2 separate regions of the Mus musculus genome follow, and region 2 is linked to region 1. The links are chromatin contacts, found by Hi-C or POLR2A ChIA-PET in ENCODE. All regions are on one chromosome and are shown on one strand. Each heading gives the region's core, a stretch centred on a gene start or an enhancer-like site at or near the end of the contact. The rest is flanking DNA. Distances are from core to core; before and after follow the strand shown. Region 1 overlaps Pdzd2 (PDZ domain containing 2). Region 2 overlaps Pdzd2 (PDZ domain containing 2).

Region 1 (7,412 bases), core at 4,500-6,999:
CACCATTGCTCCCTTCAGACATACCAGAATAGGGCATCATACCCCATTACAGATGGTTGTGAGCCACCATGTGGTTGCTGGGAATTGAACTCAGAACCTCTTGAAGAACGGTCGGTGCTCTTAACCGCTGAGCCATTTCTTCAGCTCGGGTTTGGGATTTTTCCTAAGCAGGATTGAGTTGAGTCAATTTACAGTGTCAGCCACTTTTAATTCACCCCAGTCCTCGTTCCACGAAGCCATATGGGGTCTAACTCTGAGCTGCTCTGACAAATCCTCAGCCTTTCATTTCTCAAACAGTTTAGAATCTAGGAAGCTGGAAATCTCTGGTCACAATGGGTTTATTGTCTAGGAAAGGCCTACTTCCTGTTTCAGAGATGGTACCTTCTTATCATGTGAATGGTTCAAAGGGAAAGGCAGCCATGTTCAGAGATCTCCCACCCCACCCCATCCCATCCATCCATCCATGAGAGTTCGATTCCTGATACCTAGTCACCTCCCCAAATCTCTCCTCCCAGTACCATTGACTATGAGGGTCAATATCGTCATTTCAGGAGAGTCAGGCAGGCAGATAGCATTTGTGCCTCAGTGTCTTGTCCCTGGCAGATGGAGACTGAAGTACCTAGCCTGCGTGCACTCGTCCTAAATGCACCAGACAACACAGTTTTCATGCCACGCTAGGCTCAGCCTCTCTCCCTGGAACTGGTACAGACATCAGGGTCTCACCTGATGTCCTGTGTGAGAAGTTAACTCATCTACTCGGAGGAACTTCTTGTGGAAGCACGGCTCTAGCAATGCAGCATGTCCTGCAATTGCTTTGTTTCCATGGAAAGAACCTCACCTCCGAGGTGTGCTGGTCAGCTTCAATCTTCCATCCCTCCCTCTCTCTCTCTCTCTCTCTCTCCCTCTCTCCCTCTCTCTCTCTCTCTCTCTCTCTCTCTCTCTCTGATTTTGAGTTCAAAGATAACGATAGGAGCTAGCGAGGGACGGGACAGCATCTTTCTTAGTCATAAGAAATATGTTGTGTCCTCTAGACTTCAGCTTCTCAGTTGTTTTTTGCGCAAAGCATCATAGGTAGGTGAGCGGTCAGAATGTAATAGCATCCTGGGGGAAATATATTTGTTAGAATATTAGAGTAAAGGAAGGGAGGCAGAAGCTGAAAGCTGTCAAAGCCTGTGCTCTGCTTACTAAATGAATCTGTCCAGCCAGTTCTCTAGTCTGGAAAAGCGAAAAGACCGTAACACCAGGAACCTGTAAGAAATAAATGCCCAAACTTTGCGTGTGGTGTCTGCTGCATAATTTCGCAGTGTTAACCTCCTATCCCTCTGAGAAACCACAGCTCCCTGAGGTAGAGCCGCTTCCATCCACCTCGCGTTCCGTTCCCACACAGCTCCTGCTGCCAATGTGGGTTTCTTCCTCTCTAACTTTGGTCATTACGTGGGTAGTTTACATCATCGAGTCAATGAGCAGATTAAAGTTTTAAGTAAGTCAGAATGGGTTGGGGGGAAAAAAACACATCTTTTTCTTTAACACATCTGATGGCTCTGACTGGAGTTTAGAGCTTATGTAGTATTAGAAATAAAGCCATCATCAGGATTTCAATTTGCATTTTCTGGGTGCCTTCAAATCTCGATTTACCCCCCCCCCCCGCCCCAAGGGCTTGCAATATGTGTATTAATTTTCCTTCAGGGTCCATTTAGCAGCAACAGTCTGCAGGCTCATTTGCATTTTAATTGGGTCATTCTCCATCCCTCCTCCCCCCACCTTGGAGCTTCTCTGTGCTGCTGAGAACTGGAGACAGATGTTGTCGCTGCATCTGGGTGACTGGAATGTCAATGTCCATTCAGTGGCTACCTACCAAACCACGTGACCCCTGAATTAAAAAGCTGAGGGAATTCCCAGTTCAAGTGTCATATGTCCAAACAGCCCCACCACAGTAGAAACTGTTTTGTTTTGTTTTGTTTTTAATTAAAATTTATAACAGTAAGACTTTATTGTGTGGTCCTTCCCTCACCCCTTCCTCTTTACACAAGGTTCTTGCTTTGAAAAGGAAAATTCACAAAAAGGGGGCTCATGTCTCAGGGGACAGCTATAAGACTTTGGAAGGACCGACTGAATCGTGAGAGAGGCAGATGGGGGGGGGGGGGGTAGATGCCATTTTCCCAGACAGTGATTTAGCCGCGGTCCCGTTGAAATCAAGGCTGCACCATGACTTGACGACTTCCTATTCACAGAGTTGACACAGAAAGCTGGTGAGGCAAGCCAGAATTCAGGCTAGCGGCCTCAGTGATTCTGACATTACGGTGCTTGTAGGAAGTTAGGGCAGCATGAAATATTTATGATGGGCCTGGTGGGAATTGGCGGACCTGGAGGTTGAGAGCCGTAGAATATAGGGCATGCAGATGGCCTGGAGTGGCAAATACTTACCTCGTTGTCCCTAAGAGTCTGCATTTCATGGAGAATTGCTGTTTTCTTTTAGAAGCTCTGGTAGGGATGTCCACTCTGCAGCCCACGACCACACATCCCCGGGACACATGTACCCAGGATAGGATATGAATGTGGCCCAATACAAAATGGTAAACATGGGCACAGTTCCGCTTCTCTTTTGGTGATTCTTCTTTGTGGGTCTCAGTTGGAACTTTGCAGATGACAAGACTTTGTTGTGGTGTTAAAAGGTTAGACACACTTGATTGGGGGAGCATTATCAAGACCCTTTTCTTTACAAATCAATAAATAAAAGACTGAATTGGTGTTGGGTGTTTGTAGAACTCTGCGGTGATACCTGCGTTCTGGGAAAACATGTCTTGTTTAAATTTACCGATTTTTAATTGGCGTCACTGCCAAGTTACTTATATAAGTGTGCAGATAAGTGCAGGTATCAGAGGTTAGCCCTGATTGCTCAACACCTTCTATCTTGAGGCACAGCCTCTCGCTAAACCTAACCTGCTTGTTCTGGGGATTTCCTTTCTCCACTGTCTGCATGCTCGGGATATAAGCAGGCCACCATACCCACCTGGTTCTTCATATGGGTTCTGGGGCTCCGATCTCTGGTCTTCACGCGTGTACAGTAAGCCCTCCACCCTCTGAGCCTTCTTCCTAGCCCCACAGATAGGTTCTGACTGCTAGATAGGAGCCTGCCAGTGTACAGACGAGTTAGTGGGGACTTGGGCCTTCTCAGAGCTGGCCCCGTCTATTTTGTCTTGAGGGAAAGCAACTTTTCACAGTGCCCCTGTAGACCGTAGCTTTGTTCGTATACTCCTAAACACAGCTGTTGGGTTTTGGTTTGTAGGATAGGCCTTATTATGTCTACCGGGCTTCCAGGCTGGCCTCTGATTTACTACGTAGCTGAGGATGGTTTTGAACTTCAATCATCCTGAAGTGCTGGGTTTTCAGGTGTGCACCGCCACACCCAGTGTATTCAGTGCTGAGGGGTTGAACTCTCGCTGAGTGAACGCTCCACCAACTAAGCTATGCCCCTAGCCCAGCCAGCCCTCTTTTCTTCAAGGAATGTTTGTTGGAGGTTGGTTTACAGGGGCTGTGATGATCAGAACATATGTCGGGGAGCTATGGAAAAACAAATGTGGGGTCTGGGGCCTCATGCATTCCCTTTGATGGTTCCGGAACTCCACAGACTGGATCCCAGTAACTGGAGCTTCTCCTGTGGGAGTTTACGCATCTGTGTGTCCATGTGTATCTGTTTGTCTGTCTTGCCTGCCTATCATTGCTTTTGCCTTGGGAGGTTTTCAGGTGTAGAATCCTGGTTTGTACACTAGAAGGCCTGAATCGTTTGTCCTAGAGCAGCAGGATGCTGTATCGGTCTATATGGGGGCTGTGGAGCAGTACCGTGACTTTAGGTGTTACTCAGAGATAGGCGGCCATGTGCAGCGACTTGCTTCTCTGTGTCGCCTACCATGGTATAATAACACTGTCTTATCAGTCCTGGGAGAACGCCTTTGCGAGTCCTCAGTCAGATGAAGAGGCCCAACTTCTCCTCCCACTGGGTCCTCAATTGCCTTAGAGCCTGAGCTGAGTGTGCACACCTGTTTTTCCTTGTGTTGCCTCATACCCTGGGGGCGCAGGCTGTCCCAGCTCAGCAATCATGGCCATGTGAGCTAGGTGTGGTGGTGTTTGCCTTCTGAGACCTTGGGATGTCTTAAGCCAGCTACGTCTATTTTTAGACTGGGCTTGTTGTGATGAGAAGAGGGTCACTTTTGCAAGACTGTGACCTGAACGCGCTCAGTTGTTTTCCTGAGGGCTCCCTTGGGTATTGGTGGACTAAATATTTCATTCAGCTGGGTGGTGGCGGCAGTGCGTGCCTTTAATGACAGTGCTCTGGAAATGGAGGCAGGTGGATCTCTGTGAGTTCAAGGCTGGAGTAGTCTACCGATCGAGTACCAGGGTAGTCCAGGGTTATAAGGAGATCTCCTTATAGGGGAAAAAAAAAGTTAAAAGTTTGTGTCCAGGGGTTTGAGGAACAGAGGGGCTGCAGGCTTGTTGTGGTCAGCTTATGGGAGTGGGAAATAGATTTGAGCCTCTTATCAGAGTGTCTATCAGAATTCGCAGACGGCTCTGTGTGAATTGGCACCCGTAGCAGATGTGGTCTCATTTGTGTGTTTGTAAACTCCATGGAATTGTGGCAGATATGGGTGCCACGCGCTAGCAAGGGTTCGAAGGCACTGGTGAAGCCTGGTGCCAACACTCGGATGGGGAGGGGGGCACCGCAGCCTCTGTGGAAAGTAGAGGCTACCAGGTGGAGGTGGCAAGGGAAACTGGGGTCCAAACACTAGGTAGCCATAGTCAGGATCTCTTAGGATCCAGGGAAACCCTCAGGGCCGCAGGACTGGAGTAGGTGTGTGTGTGTGTGTGATTGTGCCTGGCGCCAGCCAGGTAGAGCATATTATAAACCCATGGCTGCTAGGAGTTAGGGAAGACAGGAAATAACATCGCTCACACTGGAGAACATACAGAAAGACAAGAGAAATGGCAGAAAGTTTTCTTAAGAGCTTAGAGTAGAGGTGCCCAGGAGGGAGGGGCGGGAGGTCCTTAGAGGAAAGGAAGGAAAGGAAAGGCAGCCTTGAGCAGAATGTGTCACTAATACACTCAGGTGGAAATGCCAGCCTCCCGTGGTTATCTGGGTGAGAAGCAAAGGAAGTCGAGACACAGAGAGAAGCGTCTGATGTCATGGGCGGCATTCTGGATGCTTTAGAATTCTTCCTCCTATATTACAGCTGGCGTGTACAATGACACCCATGCTTCTCTGGTACTTAGAGGTGGTGGATGCGTAAATGCCTACATGTATGTATGCATGCTCACCACGTGTGTGTGCCGGCGCCCTCAGAGGCCCCGGAACTGGCCTTAAAAGTAATTGTGAACTGTCCAGTATTGGGAATCAAACCCAGGTCCTCTACGAGAGCGACAGGTGCTCCTAGCCACTGAGGTACCGTTTCACCCCCAGCTTGTTAAGTAGAAGCAAACTCTGCCAGCTGGGGCTTCTGTTCTTAATTTTACAGCCACTTTATTCTTTACACCTTTTTTTCCTCTTTGCCTTCATCAGTAAAAGAGGAAACAGGACCTGGTTCATTTTTCTCCTGAGAAGGAAGACGCAGCTCTCTTCCAGCCCAGCTATTGATGATGGACTGACCCAGGAGGTGATTAGATGCCTCTCTGTGCAACTCTGGGCGAGTGTTTCATGTCTCTCTTCCGGGGAAATCCCGGGTGATGTGTGATTCTGTTCCGCCCTCGTCAAGTACCCAGTGGCCTGATTAGAGCTGGCAGCCCCTCTGGGAACTGCTCAACACTGACTTCTGAGTCCTTTAACACTGCTACGCACTCAAAGTTCCGTTTCTTTCCCTGTTGTCGCTTTCAATTAAGCCGGGAACTTCTGGAGCCAGGAGAGCCATGTGTAGTCTGGCTAGTGATGTCCACACTCTGGAATGGCAGAGAGGAGACTGAGATGTGGACAGTCCGCACCACTATAGCGTCACTTGATCAGTGCACACCCTGTGACCACGACCATGTTATTACAGTACTGAAGCCAGGCTTGGCAAATACACTGTCCTCTGTCTCAGAAGGCTTCATAGTTACTAATAAGCAGAGGTTCCTACAATTCCTTGTAGTCATTTGGTAAAGCTCACTTTTTTTTTCTAGAGAAGTTACAGTCAAGGTAAAATAAAGCATCAAGTGCATATTTTTAATAAATGCCCTTCCTTAACGCTGCTGACCCCTCCTACGTTCCTTAACGCTTCTGACTGCTCCTTCCCAAACAAGCCCGCCCCCCCCCCAGAGTTATTTGCCTCCTATTACATTTGCAATGAATGCCTCCAGCGCTGATAACTGCTGAAGGCCCACATATTTCTTTGGTTGGTATTTTGTTGCTTTTTGAGACAGTGTTGCTATGTAGCTTCCGCTGGCCTTGCATTCATGGTCTTGCCCAGGCTGCTACTGAGCCTGGTCCTTCGGGGTCAGCTTCAAGAATGGCTGGCATTGCAGTGGTGCCCCACCATACCTGGGTACCCACTTTCTTAGTTGATTACAAACCAGAGTGGCCTGATCCTAGTGCCCACCCTTCTCCCAAGGATTAGGAATACCAGCAGGTTCAGGTCTTGGCAGCCTTTAATTGCCTGAATTTGTATTGTTTCTGGGCAGCAGGCACACTACTCGGCCCTTTGTTTTCTAGCTACTTTAGATAAGGTTTAAGACCTGGAAGTCACTCTCGACTCATTCCCATGAGAAATCGCCTCCATTTCTTTCTAGCAATTCTTCTTGTGGGAAGGAAGGGGGAGAAACAAAAACCTGATTGTTTGGAGGCCCCGGGAAAGAGGTTTACGTACACGACCCAACTTCCTCAGCAGCATCAGAAGGCTGCAGGTTTGTGAGTCAAGTTCCCACAACCAGAGACGCATCTGTGATGCTAGGGGATTCTTCCTGGTAAAGGCGATAAGTACCTGGAAAGTAGAGCTTTGAGCTCAAACAAGTCACTGAGTGGTAGTGGCTTTCGAGAGATTTCTTCCAAGAGCTTCCTCCACCCTTCTCCACTTGAGGAAGAAACACTCTGATACCTTTTGATCATAATGAAGCTGTGGTAAACTCAGAAAGCTGAATTAGCATGAGATCAGGAAAACTGCAGGCTGCATGTGGCTTCTGCTGCCTCTGTTGGGCGTGTGGAAGACAATAGCAGAGGGCGCAGAGAGGGAAGGGCTGAGTAGCCACAGAAACAAGTTCCTGTTTTAATTCACAGAGGTTTCTCACATATTTACCACACAGAGAAACAACGGTGCAGCAGGGAAACAAGGTGTGCAGCAGAGTCACATGGGAGAGGGACCTTTGTTAAATACGGGCTCTGCCCAAGTTTCCAGTGATGTTGTCCCTTTCTGCTGCCTACCACTAACCATGTGGTGTGTCAGCCCTCTACCCCA
Region 2 (6,809 bases), core at 1,075-3,574, 44 kb before region 1:
AGAGTGAAGTGACTTCAAGTGACAAGAATAGAAAATGGAGAGAAGTGTTTCTTTTTTTTAAGGTTTATTTACATATTTTATGTATATGAGTGCTCTGTCTTCATGCACACCAGAAGAGAGCATCAGATTCCGCCACAGATGGTTGTGAGCCACCATGTGGGTGCTGGGAATTGAACTCAGGACCTCTGCAAAAGTAGCCAGGGCTCTTAACCATTGAGCCATCTCTCCAGCCCCAGAGAGAAAAGTTCCTGAGAATATAAACATCTTTTTTCTTTCTATAAACTAGGTCTAGCTGAATATGACAGGGAGCATAATCTATATAAAATACAGTGCTATAACTGTTTTTGCATAAACTCACGTTATAGGTGAATTTCAAAGTAACTTGGGATGCAAAATTCTCAGCTCTCCAGTAATACCTCCACTCTCTCTAGGAAGTACTGTGGGACCCCCCCCAGGTGACGTTCAGAGTTTTGTAGAAGGAGGCTCCCTTGGGTTCTATAGGAAAGAGTTAGCCAGGCAGTGGGGGGTACACACCTTTGATCCCAGTACTTGAGAGGCAGGTGGATCTCAGAGTTAGGGGCCAACCTGATCTACAGAGCAAGTTCCAGGACTACTCGGGCTACACAGAGAAACCTTGTCTTACTGCCCCTTCCTTCTCCCCCACACATACATTCCCCCTCCCCCCACCAAAAAAAAAAAAAAAAAAAAAAAAAGAGTTCCTAGACGGACCATAGCCAGAACCTGAAATAGGATACCAAAGAGTTGTTGAAGGGAGGTGGGGGTTCCCTGTTCCTCCTGTCTCCTGGGACGTGCTTTTCAGCCCTGCCTTTGCTGAGCTGTTATTTCTCCAGGGCCGTGGCCTGGCTCGTGGCCTGCCGCCTTCTTCAGTGGGTGCTCGGGGTGTTGGTTGGACTCTTCTGATTCTTGGGAAGCTTCGATTCTTATCCTGACATCCTATTGGAAGCCTGAGGTATCCTTCTTTATGGAAGCGCAGTCACAAATAATTTTAAGTCACCTATTGATTGGGACTGGGGGTCACCTTGGCTGGCCTCAAACTTGCTGTATAGGACCAGACTGGCTTCAGCCAAGTGCTGGTATTAAAGGCATACACCCACCATGCTCAGCCCAAGAGTCACTTATCTTTGTAAGACCTCTAACAAGAGACAGCAGTCATTCCCTTACCCCTCAGCAGCCCCAAGGGCAGCCATTTGAACATTGCCTATTCATTTTTCAATGGTTAAGTGCATCCTGCCCGGTGGATGGTGCTTACTGAGCCTACCCGTTCTGATTGCACTCAGGGTTTGCTATCGTCCAGCCAAGCTGGGTGCATCAAGCAGCAAGAGCCGCTTGCCAGCAGTTGTGATGAGGTAAAGAGGGGCAGGGATGTCTCAAGTTCAGGAGAAGGAGCTAAACCCTCAAAGACAGTCATCACAACTGTCCCTGTGTCACCGTACTGGGAACACGTTCTTCCTCTTGTTCATGGGACATCCTTTATCATCTGAGCCCCCCCCCCCCCAAGCCTTGCCTTTTATATTCTGTTCCATAAGTGCCCAAAACCATGCACATGACATCAGTGTCTTGAGAGCCTCCATGCCTGACTGACAGGTTGAACTAGGGTTGAACTTGGCTACAGCGGAAATCTCTTCCATTTGAATCAGGTAAAACACAAAACAAAACAATGATGCTCTTCCTACTCTCAGGGCCCTGCTCAGAGGTTAGCTTTTTAAATCTAAAAATCCCCTTCGTCTCTTCTGCATCACCATTAATTTGAAGGAAGTTTTTATGGACTGAATCATTAAACTCTTACCTATTCTATTACATTTCCTGTTTCCCTTTTAAAAGTTCTACTTCCTGGGAAATGTCCCCATCCTCTCCTCTGAGATGCTATATCCCAGTTATATGTCTGCCAGTCAGATCTCTAAATCCCAAGAGCTCCTTAGGGTTCTTATAAATTGTCTTATAATCTCCTGCTATTGTTTCAGGGATAAAAAGCATCTCTACTTTGCAGTCCTCAAGACTGTCTTTGAAGTCCCCCTCTCCTCCCTGTATTGTTTCTGTTTCCTCTGATTTCCCCCTGGCTGTTTGTTTTGATTTTTTTAATCTCTTCCATGGTAAAGGCTTTCCTAACCTGCTTGATGATCCTTGACCCATTCCTGAAAGGCTAATTGGAAAGTCTGAAACGGATAGGTTTCCTTTTTATGAAGGAGACCCAGGGCAGCATCTCTGAGCACGCAATGCCTGGCACACAGCACACTTTTCATATGTGTCTGCACAGCAACTGAATGGCAGAGGATCTTGCCAAGGCCAGGTGGCGGCCACTGGTCTTTGGTTTTGGTGTTTTGGTTTTGGATGGCGTTTTATTGAGCACACTTTTTTTTTTTTAATTTATTTAGTGGATACGGCAGTGACTGTTGAGTAACTTGCAAGTGCCTTCCAGGGCCTCCACTGAAGACTGACTGGCTGGTGATGTCAATGGAGAACTCCCATCAGCAGACGTAGTTTCCTCCCTGGGACAACTGCCCAGATGGAGACAAGCCTCTGTGGGAGGGGACTCTCTTGGAGTGAGATCCCGAAGGGCAATATGGGAAAGAAATGGGAAGCCATCACCTTTGCTCTTGGAGACCTTCTCTTTCCCGTTTAATTGGTGGTCCCCACCTACCAGCTACAACTGGCATGGCTCTGTCCAGAGCTGCTCTGACACAGCAGGGAAAAGAGGTAGCAGACTCCTGGCCTTCACCTGAAGTCTAGGACGAAAGGAGACAGTTTGGGGGGTCTGATGGCTTTATACACTGACACTCAGCCAGCCCACCTGCATTTGGGGAGTACCCTTGTCTAACTGACACGTGTCACTCTTAATTCCCAGGGCTCTCTGGGATGCTGAGGATGAAGGACTGTAAGTAGGCTTCCAGCCCCACCCCCACTGTACTAGGATCAGCTTGCCCTCATCTGGAAGTCAGGCACTTCTAGTTTATTACTGCTAGTTTATGTGTCTGTCAGCTTCCCAAAGCTTGCTGTAGTCACCGCTTCTCCTGGTTTGCTCCGTCTTAGTTCAGCTTGCTGCTGCCCCACCCCCTCAACATTTTGCAAACTTTTAAACATTCCTGAACTGTCAGCCAGTCTGTGTGTAGTCCCTGCCCAATTCTCCCAGCTTTGCCTGGAGATTTTCCTCAGTTCTTCCTCCCGTGTTTCTGCCCCAGTGCTACAGGGACCTGCTGGAGATAAACATGCTAGCAGGACACACTCTCCTGTTGGACCCAGCAGTAGTACCGCAAGGTGCCCAAGTGTCTGGATGGCTTGGTATTGGGCTTGAGCTGAGCAATTTGGAACTGATTTGTCAGTGACTGGATGGAGCTTGTTAAGTCCATTGTGCAAGAAGCTACTGCTCATGATGAGCATGGAGCAAAGGCTATTTCCAAGTATCTGATGCTCTCTGGCTTACACAGTTCCATGTTGGCGAATCGCAGCACAACCTGTTGTTGGCTTCTGTGAGACATGTTTGTGTTCATTTGTATTGTCAGTCTTTGCCTGCCGCCTGGTGAGTGGTGAAAAAAGGAAGCTGTGTGGACCTGGGAGTGCTTTTCCCTCAGGCACTCAGCCTCTTCTGTCAGGCACCTCATTCTACAACCCAGAGTCAGATGAAGGAAAGGACACCCTGGGCGATGAGGAGGAAGGGCATGGAAGTTTTAGAAAGGGTTTGCTTGTTTCTTAGAGAAACATACAGGACAGCTCTCTTTTGTCTTCTTGCACATGCTGCTATCTGGAAACACTGGTCTCTAGGATCCAACCTTCACAAGGCCGTTGTAGAGAGCAGGAAAGCTTGCCCAGAGCCCTGCCCTCTCCTCACCTCCAACTCAATTTAAGTCATTTTTGAGTCAAGATTTGGTATCATTTGTCACCAAAGTGATCCAGGTAGAGACTTATTCGGGCATCATCCCCTTATCTCTGAAAGGCATCAGGGAAACCGCAGACGGGCTCAGATTGGAGCAGCCTGCCTCCTCGTTTGATGCTTATATTGATTCTAAGTAGGATTCCTCGCAACTCAGCCTATTTTGTAGGAAGATGAGAAGAATCTTTTTTTTTTTTCCTGCTCTGAACGTCACAAAAAATACTGAACTATTTGGGGGGCAGGGAGAGACGGTTGTAGATTGCAGTAAACGCAAGGTTAAATGAGGCGCAACAAGGGAACCCAGAGCAGTCCCACCTAGAAAAGCCAAGGGCTAGCTTTACCTTCCCCCGGGTTTCACACCATATGGCAGTCTCTGCCTCTTAGGCTTGGTATTTGCTTTGCACACTTGGGGACACTTTAAAGATGAAATAAACTGTGACAGTCCTCAGAAGTGTCAGGAAGGCTAGAATGCAGGAGAAAATAGACTGTCATTCTGTGTTTTCCGGTTTGGCACCAGTGGTGAGGACGCTCTCTAGTTTTGTGAATGAAAGGCCTGTTTGGGCGTTTCCATTCCTGATGTCACCACAGCCTGGAGTGAATGCCCTTCACTGCACTAGTCACCGTTGTCGCTTGATATCTGAGTGTCTCAAAAGCGAGGCTCTAGGGAAGACTGCCTCATACTGTAATACAGCTAAGATTTACTGCATACTTGGTCCCTGCCAGCCACTGTTACAGTGTCACATGTATGAACGTAATCTCATCTACACGAGGATCTTAATGTCTTTTTTTTTTTTTAATTTAATGTGTTTGTATGTGGGGGGCTTGGAGATCACACCCATGCTACACCACACATGTAGAGGTCAACGGACAACTTTTGGGGTAGGCTCACTCCCACATGGTTTAGGATTTTGTTCTTTCTGGCTTCCCATGTTGCCGCAGGAGCACTGGGATCGCATGCTGTTGAGTCTGACTTTTTTTTTTTTGGTTTTTCGAGACAGGGTTTCTCTGTATAACCCTGGCTGTCCTGGAGCAGGCTGGCCTCGAACTCAGAAATCCGCCTGCCTCTGCCTCTGCCTCCCGAGTGCTGGGATTAAAGGCGTGCGCCACCACGCCCGGCTGAGTCTGACTTTTTAAAGTGGGTTCTAGGGGTAGAACTCAAATCCTCAGGTTCAGAAGGCCAGCCCCTTTAGCCAGAGAGCCGTCTTGCCAGCCCAATGTCATGGTCTTTTGAGGATAGTTTTATCCCCGTTTCATAAGCTGTTCCCGTGGAGCCACACTCGTTAAAGAAGCGGTTCAACGTGGTCAACTTGTCGAAGTAGGGGCAGAGATGCCATTGCTAGCCTTACTCAGAGCCCATGCTGTACTAAAGCACGCGCCTGCTTTACACTGTAATTCATCACCCCCTAGGCACCCTTATACCTTCTGTGGTGGTCAGCAGGAATGAAGACGTTGTTGTGAATGAATAAACAGGATTTTTCAGAGCATTATTGACTCATTCATTTTTTTAATGGCGGCCTTATTTCCCGACAGAACCAAAGATCATAACTTAGCTACCTCTTCCCGAGAATTGTACAGAGCCACAATATGGGTTCTGATATCTGAGATATCTCAGACATATGCTTGCTACTTGAGAGTGACCGTGAAACATCTTATTGATTGAGTTGTTTTTCGAGATAGAGTCTCATGTAGCTCAGAATGTTTTCCAACTCATGACCCTCCTGCCTTCACCAGCCAAGTGCGAGGATCCCAGGCACGGAAATTCTTTTTTTATTTATTTATTTTTTTATTTTTCTGGCTTCTTTCCACCTCCCCGTAGGCCACCCCTAGGAGATGACTTCATCTTCAGCTGAGTTCCACATTCCCTTTGCTCAAACTAGAACCCTGCATAAAAGCCTATGGCGTCTGGGAGACACGAATATTTTTGGAATCGTTTCCAGGGGTCTCTGCTGAAAGTTAAGCATTAGTTGGCAGGGAGTTGCTGTTTAGAATATAGATCCCCAAAATGTGGCCTGCCAAGGGCCATTTTCCAGGTGTTTTCTCATAACATGTCTTATTACACTCTTCCATCTAGAGATACTATATCAAACTCATTCATTATTTGAGACTTTTGGCTGACCTCTGAGATTCTTTTTTTTAATTGCCGGCCGATAGAAATTACAAATGGAAAAATGCATTAGTGTGCACACTTTGAAGTTTGATATCTTTGGAATTGGGGGCCTCGCAGGGCTAGAGGGTAAAGGAAAATAATAAGATGATTTTGTCTGGTTAGTGGGTGCCCTGACAGTTTCCCCTTTTTTGGTCATTTTTAAACAAATTCACTATGCCTTCGTCAATAAAAATGTTCTCAAGTTACTTACACTTAAACAGTTCGAATTTTAGGAAGTGGGTATATCTTCAACCTTGCACATCAAGAAGACCTTGACCTTTCCATTTAGGTTCATTGTATGGTACAGTCCTTTCAGCATGAAGACCTGAGTTCAAATCCCCACCACCCACATAAAAAAATCTGAACATGACTATGCGAACTTGTAAACCCCAGCCCTGGAGGGAGGAACCAGGAGTATTGCCCAGAGCTCGCTGGCCAGCCAGCTTTCCTGAAACACTGAGTTTCTAATTCAGTGAGAGACCCTGTCTGAAGGCAGTAAGGAGGGGACCAGTAAAGGAAGACACTCAACATCCTGTTCTGGTCACCATCCGTGTGCATGGATGCATGTGCTTGTACACTTGTGTGTATCCACCCACACGCAGTGCATCCCACACACATACATGTATGTATCCTAAATGCATTTGAAAGATGCAGTATGCACACAGCATCCATAGGTGGCTTTCTTGCTCCTCCGCTGGTCCCTAATTCACTTTCTGGCTTCCTCTCTACCAGGAGAATCATGTTTATGACCCCTAACATTGGGTTCCCTTGCCTTTT

What was found. Hi-C counts contacts between places; a loop is a spot of excess contacts on that map. ChIA-PET counts read pairs that join two places held with the same protein, here RNA polymerase II (POLR2A).
Region 2: a loop to region 1 is called in a map of heart, with 2.3 times the contacts of the local background. The contact joins two enhancer-like sites. A Hi-C loop is called at or near these places in 4 of 37 maps with a recorded cell type or tissue (all heart). POLR2A ChIA-PET finds 5 or more read pairs at or near these places in 3 of 5 experiments (all embryonic stem cell).

What each region holds. Positions count from the first base shown.
Region 1 is chr15:12,500,680-12,508,091 of GRCm38, reverse strand. The region is part of intron 3 of Pdzd2 (PDZ domain containing 2); the gene reads left to right. Among named protein-coding and RNA genes, the nearest start is that of Gm52211, 12 kb to the right of the region's middle. Within about 2 kb of position 5,749, at least 2 of the 3 ENCODE cell types and tissues checked have a DNase peak (open chromatin) inside an H3K27ac peak, as active enhancers do.
Region 2 is chr15:12,541,574-12,548,382 of GRCm38, reverse strand. All of the region lies in intron 3 of Pdzd2 (PDZ domain containing 2), which reads left to right. Among named protein-coding and RNA genes, the nearest start is that of Gm52211, 53 kb to the right of the region's middle. Within about 2 kb of position 2,324, at least 1 of the 3 ENCODE cell types and tissues checked has a DNase peak (open chromatin) inside an H3K27ac peak, as active enhancers do.